2 separate regions of the Homo sapiens genome follow, and region 1 is linked to region 2. A link is a contact called in ENCODE Hi-C or POLR2A ChIA-PET data. All regions are on one chromosome and are shown on one strand. The core of a region is the stretch at or near the end of the contact, and the rest is flanking DNA. Distances in the headings are between cores, read along the strand shown. Region 1 has its middle 22 kb from the start of LGALS3BP. Region 2 holds the start of TIMP2 (TIMP metallopeptidase inhibitor 2).

What was found. A loop is a pair of places that touch in the nucleus more often than their neighbours do. ChIA-PET counts read pairs that join two places held with the same protein, here RNA polymerase II (POLR2A). Pooled maps may share reads with other maps.
Region 1: a loop to region 2 is called in a map of PC-9, with 2.8 times the contacts of the local background. The contact joins the enhancer-like site here to the promoter of TIMP2 in region 2. A Hi-C loop is called at or near these places in 7 of 168 maps with a recorded cell type or tissue (CD14-positive monocyte, Caco-2, HepG2 and 3 more) and 5 of 50 pooled maps. POLR2A ChIA-PET finds 5 or more read pairs at or near these places in 12 of 52 experiments (A549, AG04449, BJ and 8 more).

What each region holds. Positions count from the first base shown.
Region 1 is chr17:78,956,071-78,960,379 of GRCh38, forward strand. No RefSeq gene overlaps it. Among named protein-coding and RNA genes, the nearest start is that of LGALS3BP, 22 kb to the right of the region's middle. Within about 2 kb of position 2,567, at least 3 of the 41 ENCODE cell types and tissues checked have a DNase peak (open chromatin) inside an H3K27ac peak, as active enhancers do; they include PC-9, where a contact is called at or near this core.
Region 2 is chr17:78,923,961-78,928,565 of GRCh38, forward strand. It overlaps TIMP2 (TIMP metallopeptidase inhibitor 2), which reads right to left and starts at 1,427. Exons shown (of 5, transcript NM_003255.5): 1 at 999-1,427. The coding sequence starts at 1,128.

The sequences.
Region 1 (4,309 bases), core at 1,317-3,816, 33 kb after region 2:
CCCAGTTTGCCCAGGATGGTTTTCTGTCGGTCATGTTAAAGAAAACGATTCAGTGACACTTGTGTGAGGTCAGTGAGGCTGACTCGACTCAGGGCCGTCTCGATAGGCGCAGGGACCATGCAGGGGGAACCTGCCATGGGCAGAGGTCAGGGTCAACTCAGATGCAGCACGGCCAAGTGAATTTCTAGCCAGGGAGCAGGGTGGGGGTCAGAGCGGGGGGAATTACTAAGAGGAAGCAGGGGGTCAGGGGGATTCCGGCTAAACCCACCTAACAGGATTCTTGCTGAAGGCAGGCCGGGGTGACCAGACATCGCCTGAGGGACGGTGGAGGATGGGGGCTTCTTGCTAAACTGACTTCGCAGGAATGGCAGAAACTGGATTTTACAAGGCGGCCTGGAGATGGGGCCCGGGAGAAGGTTTGGGGACCTGAGGCTAAAGCGCCAAGGACTTCGTCTTCACTTCCCCCACCTCTGACTCTGCCCTGGGGTGGTGGAATGACTCACCTGATGGAAAAAACTGGGTGTTGATTTGCTAAAATCCCAAAAGCAGGTCTGCATTTAGAAAGCGCTGGCTCCTTGAGAAGCCTGGCCTGGAACCTGGAGCCCAGGTGGGCTCCTTGAACAGATGATGCCTGAGGGATGTCGCCTGGATGCTGGGAGTGAGCGAGGCAGCAAAACACTGTCTCTTGGCCTGTCCCCAAGTCAAAATCCCACCTTAGGGGGGCCAGCTGCTTTGGGTTAAGGGTGGGGGAGTTGAGAGATGGAGAGGAGCTTAGAAGTCATCAGGGCTCCCCGTTTTAGAGAGAAGAGCCTCGGGGCGGGGGAGAAGGGACTCAGCTCTGGAACTAAGGACTGGACCTCGGGTCCCAAGCCCCAGTCTTAGGAGCTGCTACCTCCTTATTAAAGTGCCAGGGGGCCCTCCAGGACGGGCCCCATCCAACGCCAGCCGTCTCATCTCTGTCCCACTCTGTTAGAAAACACCTCCTTATATTAAGCTAAAATCTGTCTTTTCCACAGTTTCTTTGATGCGGCCTCTTGGATCTTTTTAAGATGCTGTGATCAATGACTCACTCAAATCCTCTCTCACCAATCTCACCACCAGCATCCTCAAATTGACTGAATTTGCTGTCTATTTCTAAGGTCAAATTTGCAGCCACTTCCTGATACCTCCCACGGAGGTTGGCGCTGGTCCTCCATGCAAGGAGGTGACTGCGGCCAAGGGACTCACCAAACGTGGAGGTTTGCCAAAGTTATGTCGAAGAGCCTGGATCTCAAAGTGAGCCGTCTCCCGGGAAACAGCTCGAGACGTTCAGATTCTGAACATCCGCTCCACATGCGGCAGGGGGGCTTGAGAGCTCTCAGCACGTTCATGTGAGAGAAGAAGCCCAGGAGGCCCCCATGGGCTCTGACATCCAGGAGGCTTGCAATGGGAGGATGGGGGTGTGGGAAGGTCCCCCTGGGAGCCAGGACTCCATCCCATGCCCAGCATCCACCTGAATGCCAGCAGGATTCGAATTAGAGAATGCACGTGATGGCAAAACAGCTTGCACTCCCGGAACCCTGAGCAGCCTCCTGTGGGCTGAATTCCGTCCCCCAGAAAGATACATCTGCGTCCTGACCACCAGTACCTGTGGCTGTGACTTTTTTTGGATATAGGGTCTTCGCAGATACAATCAAGGCTCTTGGCCAGGTGTGGTGGCCCACGCCTGTAATCCTAGTACTTTGGGAGGCCAAGGCAGGGGGATCACCTGAGGTCTGGAGTTCGAGACCAGCCTGGCTGACATGGCGAAACCCTGTCTCTACTAAACATATAAAAATTGGCCAGGTGCAGTGGCTCACGCCTATAATCCCAGCACTTTGGGAGGCTGAGGCGGGCGGATCACCTGAGGTCAGGAGTCTGAGACCAGCCTCAACATGGAGAAACCCCATCTCTACTAAAAATACAAAATTAGCCAGGCCTGGTGGTGCATGCCTGTAATCTCAGCTACTCGGGAGGCTGAGGCAGGAGAATCGCTTGAACCTGGGAGGCGGAGTTTGCGGTGAGCCAAGATCGCGCCATTGCACTCCAGCCTGGGCAACAAGAGCAAAACTCCGTCTCAAAAAATAAATAAATAAATAAATAAATACATAATAAAATAAAATAAAAATAAAAATAAAAATTAGCCAGGCGTGGTGGCAGATGCCTGTAATCCTAGTACTTTGGGAGGCTGAGGCAGGCAGATCACTTGAGGTCAGGAGTTCGAGACCAGCCTGGCCAACATGGCGAAAGCCCGTCTGGGAGTTCCCAAGCTGGGAGATAGGGCAGGGACAGAGTCTCCCTTAGAGCCCCCAGAAGGAACCAGCCCTGTAGACCCCTTGACCTCAGACTTCTGGTCTCCAGAGCTGTGAAAAGAAAATTTCTGTTGTTTTAAGCCACCCAGGAAATGTCTGTCCTTTAGGCAGACCCAGGAAACTAATACCAAGCCTCGCATTCCTGTCCCTTCCCAGGAGTCAGGTCTGGACATCATGTAGCCCCCAGGATCTGAGGTGGGCTGGAAAGGCCGGAGACTGGGTCCTGCTTCAGGGGGATTGAGGGGGTCAGAGACACTGGCAAGCTTGGGTGAAGCAGAGATTTGCAGGCTGGCTCCCGGCTGCCCCGACTTAAGCTAGTTCTGATAAGGAAGCAGGGCCGGGCAGCATGACTCAGGCCCCTACTCACCCCACCTGACTCTGGGCAGTGCAGTGATGGCCCAGAGTCCAGCCCTTGGGATGGGCTGACCTGGCCCTCCTGAGACCCCACTCCCACTGCTTGGAATGTTGGATTCTCCCCAGACCATCTATGAACACCGCCCTCCTTTTGTCTTTGGGTCAATACCCTGGCGCACCCCTCCAGCCAGGCTCCAACTCACCTTCCCTCCCTCCTGGCAGTTGTATCTTTCTCTCCATCTCTGCTGTGGTCTGTTTATCTCCTCTCCTCCCATTAGACTCTAAATGAAAACTGTCTCTACTTCTGACACTCAACGTGTGGGCCTTCCTCCCCCATACCGAGTAGTTCTCCAGTTTTTGTTTTTGTTTTCCCCTGTGACAGTGTCTCACTCTTCGCCCAGGCTGGAGCGCAGTGGTCCGATCCTAGCTCACTACAGCTATGCAATCCTCCCACCTCCTGCCACCACACCCCGCTATTTTTTAATTTTTGTACAGATGGGGGTCTCACTATGTTGCCCAGGCTGGTCTCGAGCTCCTGGGCTCAAGATATTCTCCTGCCTTGGTTTCCCACAGTGTTAGGATTATAGGCGTGAGTTCGTTTAATCCTGATACTATCCGGAGTTAGCGCAGACCCCACAGGTTAGGAGCTCAAGACTGCCCGCCACATCAGACCCCGAACATAAGCAGAGGGTCCTCAGGTTGCCCACGTTTCAGTCCAACTTGGCTACAAATTGGAGGCTTCCATGACCCTCTTCTTGGGTTTGGTGATTTGCTATTGGGGGCTCCCATGACCCCCTCCTCAGGTTTGGTGATTTGCTTTTCCTTTTTTTTTTTTTTTTTTTTTTTTTGAGACGGAGTCTCACTCTGTCACCCAGGCTGGAGTGCAGTGGCGTGATCTCGGCTCACTGGAACCTCCGCCTCCTGGGTTCAAGCAATTCTCCTGCCTCAGCCTCCTGAGTAGCTGGGACTACAGTCATGTTGTCCAGCTAATTTTTGTGTTTTTGTAGAGACAGGGTTTCACCATGTTGGCCAGGCTGGTCTTGAACTCCTGACCTCAAGTGATCCGCCCGCCTTGGCCTCCCACAGTGCTGGGATTACAGGCGTGAGCCACCACTCCTGGCCGATGATTCGCTATTGGTGGCTCCCACAGCCTCCTCCTCAGGTTTGGCGATTTGCTATGGAAGGGCTCACAGAACTTTCCTTAGGGCCTCAGGTTGATGATAAAGGATGCCAGAAGGAGACACATAGAGACCAAGGTCCAGAATCCAGGGCAGGCGCTTCTGTCCCCCTGGAGTACGCGTTATGCCAGCCTCCCGGCTCATGGGTTCGTTCATTACCCTGAAGTTCTCTGAACCCTTTCTCTTCAAGCTTTGATGGAAGTTCCACTATGTGAGCATGATTGATGAAATCATCGACAATTGGTAATTGACTCAATCCCTGGCCCTTCCGCCTTCCTGGAAGTCGGGGTGGGGCTGAAAATTTCAACCCACTAATCCCATGGTTGGTTCCTGGGGCAGCAGCCTCCATTTTGAGACTAGCTAGGGACCACCGAGTCACCTCATTAGCATAAGTAGGATGGTGGAAAGGGGTTCCTTATAAGTAACAAAAGGTGCTTCTCTCACCTC
Region 2 (4,605 bases), core at 177-2,676:
AGGAAGGAGGGCAGGGGGCTCCGAGACCACCTGCCGTGTAGCCAGACTTGCCCCAGGAAAACCATGCTGACCAGCACCAGGGCTGCAGAGGCTTGAGGTGCAGGACCAGGGTGGAAACTTCGAGCCAGCGGGTTCCTCCCATTTCTGCTGGTCCTCCCCCTCCATGGATCAGAACAAATAACTGGGCCCCTCCTGCCTCCCTCCATGGCGCCTGTCTTTTGGGGGCTAGGAGTCCGGAGGTCATGGGTATTTGCTGGGGAATCTGAGCAGCAGCACAGTCCCACGTGCCGGGTCCGGTCACCAAAGTCTCCAGCTTTTGTGGACGTCCCGAAAAAGCGGAACATTCGGGGGTCCCGGTCCCTGCCCAGCCAGTTTGCAGGGCCTCCTGGGCAGGGCGCAAGCAAGGAGCCACGCCAGGAGACGCCACCGGCTTTTTCACCTGCCCCTCTGGGCCTGTGGAACCTGCCTCGGGTAGGGCGGGCTTCCATCCCACCCTGGCTTGATCGGGGAGCCCCCAAATGGGGCTGGTGGGAGAAGCCCCAGCAGAGAAGCCCTTCCCCACCCAGCCCCAAGCCCAGAGAAGCCCAACTCCCACCTTATCTGCGAAAGTTTCTTCCTGGGGTCCCCAGTCCTCCAGCCCCCCGCCCCCACGCCGTGTCCCCCACGCTCCCCGCCCCCAGCGCTGGCATCCCAGGGCGCGCCGCCTGCCAAAAGCCAAACTGGCTCCCTTTCCTGGGGCTGGAGCTGCGGCGGAATTTCGGTGGAATTTTGAGGTTGAGACGCATCTCGGCAAAGAGAGGGAAAGAAAGGGAGAGGAGGGAGGGGGGAAAGAAAGTCGGCTCTGGGCGTCCACTTGCAGGATTCGAGAAGGCGCCGAGGGACCAGGAGGCGGGCGCTGGGGTCCCTCGGCCAGCGGCGGGCGGGCGGGGCGTCTGCGAACCCTCGGGGTCGCGGGGGAGGTGGGGCCCCGCGCGGGGGCTGGGGTCGCCGCTCCTTACCTACATCTGCATTGCAAAACGCCTGTTGCGGGTGCACCGGGGAGCAGCTGCAGGCGTCGGCCGGGCGAAGCAGCGTCGCCAGCAGCAGGAGGCCGAGCGCCAGCCGCAGGGTGCGGGCCGCGGCGCCCATGGCGGGCCGGGGGGCTGGGCGGGCGGGGGCCGCCGCTGGGGGGTCCGGGCGCTGCTCGCGGCGGCGGGCTGGGGGCGCGGGCGGGGGCTGAGCCGGGGCCGAGGCGGGCCCCTCCCGCGCGGCTCACCCTCCTCACCTGCCCCGCTCGGCCGCGCAAACTTTCTCTCCTCTTTGTCTCGGGGGCGCGAGGGGAGGGGCGCGGGGCGCAATTCGCCGGGCGGGGCGGCGGGGTGGGGGGCGGCGGGCGAGCGGCGCTGCGGTTCTCGGCGGCCGCGCTGCCTTCTACGGATGTGTTTGCTGCGGGCTTGGGCCGGGCCGCAGTTTTATTGCGCTCGGAGGATTTTCTGCTCCTCCTCCCGGTGGCTGGCGGCCAATGCAGGCTCTGGGCGCTCCCAGCAGCCCCCTCCTCCCCCTCCGCCCGCGCCTCCCCCCAGCCCGCGCTTTTGTTGTGCCCGGCCTGGCACGTCGGGGGCTTCCCGCACCACCTGGCGCCCGCGACCCGCACCCGCGCGGGGGTCCCCGGACGCCCCCAGCCCCCCGACCCCGGTCCCCGCTGCGTGGCCTTCTGCGCCCGGGGTCCCTGACTCAGCGCGGGGGACTCGCGCCCCGTTCTTCCAGGACACCAGGCGACCCACCCGCTACCCTTTCCCCTTCAGCTCGACTCTGGAGGGCTACGCTGCTCCGTCCCCCGCCACCCCGGGGTCCCTTCGAGCCCAGCCTCGGGGCGAGCCAAGGGGTGTCCTTTGGAGCAGGGGCCGTTCCCTGTCGCCACCTCCCCGTTTCTGTGGGCGGGTGGCCTATTGAGAAACTGACAGGATCCCTTTTTCAAATGGAGGCCTTAGAATTTTAAGTGCGCCTGGCCAGTTTAGTTGGGGGGTGGGGGGTGTGGTTACTGTGAACAAAACAGGATTTTATATAAACTGGCCATATTTTTGACCAGCCAACAAGAGACGGGGGTGGGCCCAGGCGCCCAGGAGCCAGTAGGATCGCAGCAGAGGCATTGGCTGGGTTCCGCTCACAGTTTCCTCTCTTAGTCCACAAATGTGGGAGCCGAAGGACTTTTCCCAAAACAGTTTTGTGTTCCAGGAAAGACCCAGGCATATGAAGGGATGAACATGTGTAGGGTGGTGAGGCGGGCTTCCTGGCTGTGAACCTGCCTGTGCCCGGCTGTGGGCACCCACCCTGTACATTTGGTGTGTGCCCCGTGGGGCTCCATGGACACTGCTGCACTCAGGTCAGCACTCCAGCCCTCAGGTCAGCATTCCAGAGTGTTTGCAGTCCAGCTAGGGAGAGGGAAGCCCAGGAAAATGACACAGGAAGAATCAGGGCGGGCACGGTGGCTTGCGCCTGTAATCCCAGCACTTTGGGAGGCCGAGACAGGAGGATCACTTGAGGCCAGGAGTTTGAGACCAGCCTGGCTAGCATTTAGTAGAGACAGTGAAACCCCGTCTCTACTAAAAATACAAAAAATTAGCCGGGCTTGGTGGTGGGCGCCTGTAGTCCCAGCTACTCGGGAGGCTGAGGCAGGAGAATGGCATGAACCCAGGAGGCGGAGCTTGCAGTGAGCCGAGATCATGCCACTGCACTCCAGCCTGGGGGACAGAGCGAGACTCCATCTCAAAAGAAAAAAAAAAAAAAAAAAAGCCCGGGTGCAGTGGCTCATGCCTGTAATCCCAGCACTTTGGGAGGCTGAGGTGGGCGAATCACGAGGTCAGGAGTTCGAGACCAGCCTGGCGGCTAACACGGTGAAACCCCGTCTCTATTAAAAACACAAGAAATTAGCCGGGCGTGGTGGCGCGCGCCTGTAGTCCCAGCTACTCAGGAGGCTGAGGCAGGAGAATCGCTTGAACCCGAGAGGCGGAGGTTGCAGTGAGCCGAGATTGCGCCACTGCACTCCAGCCTGGGCGACAGAGAAAGACTCTTGTTTTTTTTTGTTTTTTTTTTTTTTTTTTTTAAAAAGAATTGCCCACTAAATTGTGCGGTGCTGACTTGAGGTATGAAACTTTGGAAAATAGTGAAAGAATGGAAAAACAGCTTCTTTCTGTTTGTGTATGTTTTGTAACAGACAGTTCTGAGAAAAGTTAAATAAGCAATGCCGTTATTTTTAGCACCCTGACAAATCCAAAGTCACTTTTTTGGTTTTTGTTAGCGTGAAATAGAGTTGGGTCGTTCACAAAATGATGTTTGAAGCTAACGTTTAAAAGTACAGTTAATTCAGAAAATTGTTATGTGCTGGCTGCCTTCAGCCATTTCATCGTTTTCTTTCCTTCTTTTTGGTTACAGGGGGAACAAAATGCTGTTGAACTTGTGTTTCAATTTGTCAGTTCATGATAGAAACAGGTAGCATAGGGGCTCTCGGTCTTTTAGACAAGCTCTACATATAAGTGATCAGGTACATGTTAGGGTGATAAATACCTTAGAGCAGTTGTGGTGCTGACAGCCAAGGGGGTGGGGCCAATGTGGGATGTACCTGGGAGGAAAGGGGGGCCTGGGCTCCAGGGTTGGGGGGCGTGAGACTGGAACTTCCAACCCAAGGCCTCGCACCTGTATCCTGGACTGCCCTCCCCGAAGTCATCCCCACCAGCACACAAACAGGCTGGAATTGCTCCCAGGAAAAGTGAAGCAGAAATCTTGCCAGGTGCAGTGGCTCACGCTTGTAATCCCAACACTTTGGGAAACTAAGGTGGGAGGATCACTTGAGGCCAGGAGTTTGAGACCAGCCTGAGGAACATACTGAGACCCCATCTCTACAAAAAAAAAATTAGCTGGGCGTGATGGCTCACACTTGTAGTCCCAGCTACAGGGAAGCTGCGGTGGGAGGATCGCTTGAGCCTGGGGAAGTTGAGTCTGCAGTGAGCCGAGATCACACCACTGCACTCCAGCCTTGGTGACAGAGTGAGACCCTGTCTCAAAAAAAAAAAAAAAAATCTCTCCCCTCAATTCCCCCACCAGAGAGTACTCTACTTTTCTGTTCCCTCTACCATTATCTCCTCCAAACAGGTCTCTAAACCAGAAGTTTCCAGCTTTCTTTTCCTCCCTTTTCTCTTGGTTCTCTCTCTCTCCCTCCTCCCTCCATCCATCAACAAATACTCATTTGAGTATCTGCTGTAGCCTGGACACCGTCCTAAGAGTGAGACATTCAGCGTCTACAGAACAGAGGAACATCCCTGGAACAGCAGGTGGAAACACGCAAGGCCCCAAGGTTGGACGATGCTGGACCTGGTGGAGCCCATGGTGTGGCGAGGAGTGAGAGGAAGGAGGGCTGAGGCAGGAGGCCAGGAGCAGGGGCTGGGAGGGGACACGGCGGAGGGCAGCCAGGCTACCGGGAGGATGTGCATTTTGTTCTGAGTGAGGTGGGAGCCTTTGGAGGGTTCTGAGCAGAGGGGCAGGATCGGACGCATCCCCTGGAAGGATGGGACTCTGGTGGGTGGCCTGGGTGGGGGCAGGGAGCCCAGTGAAAGGGCAGGTGCTGGAGAT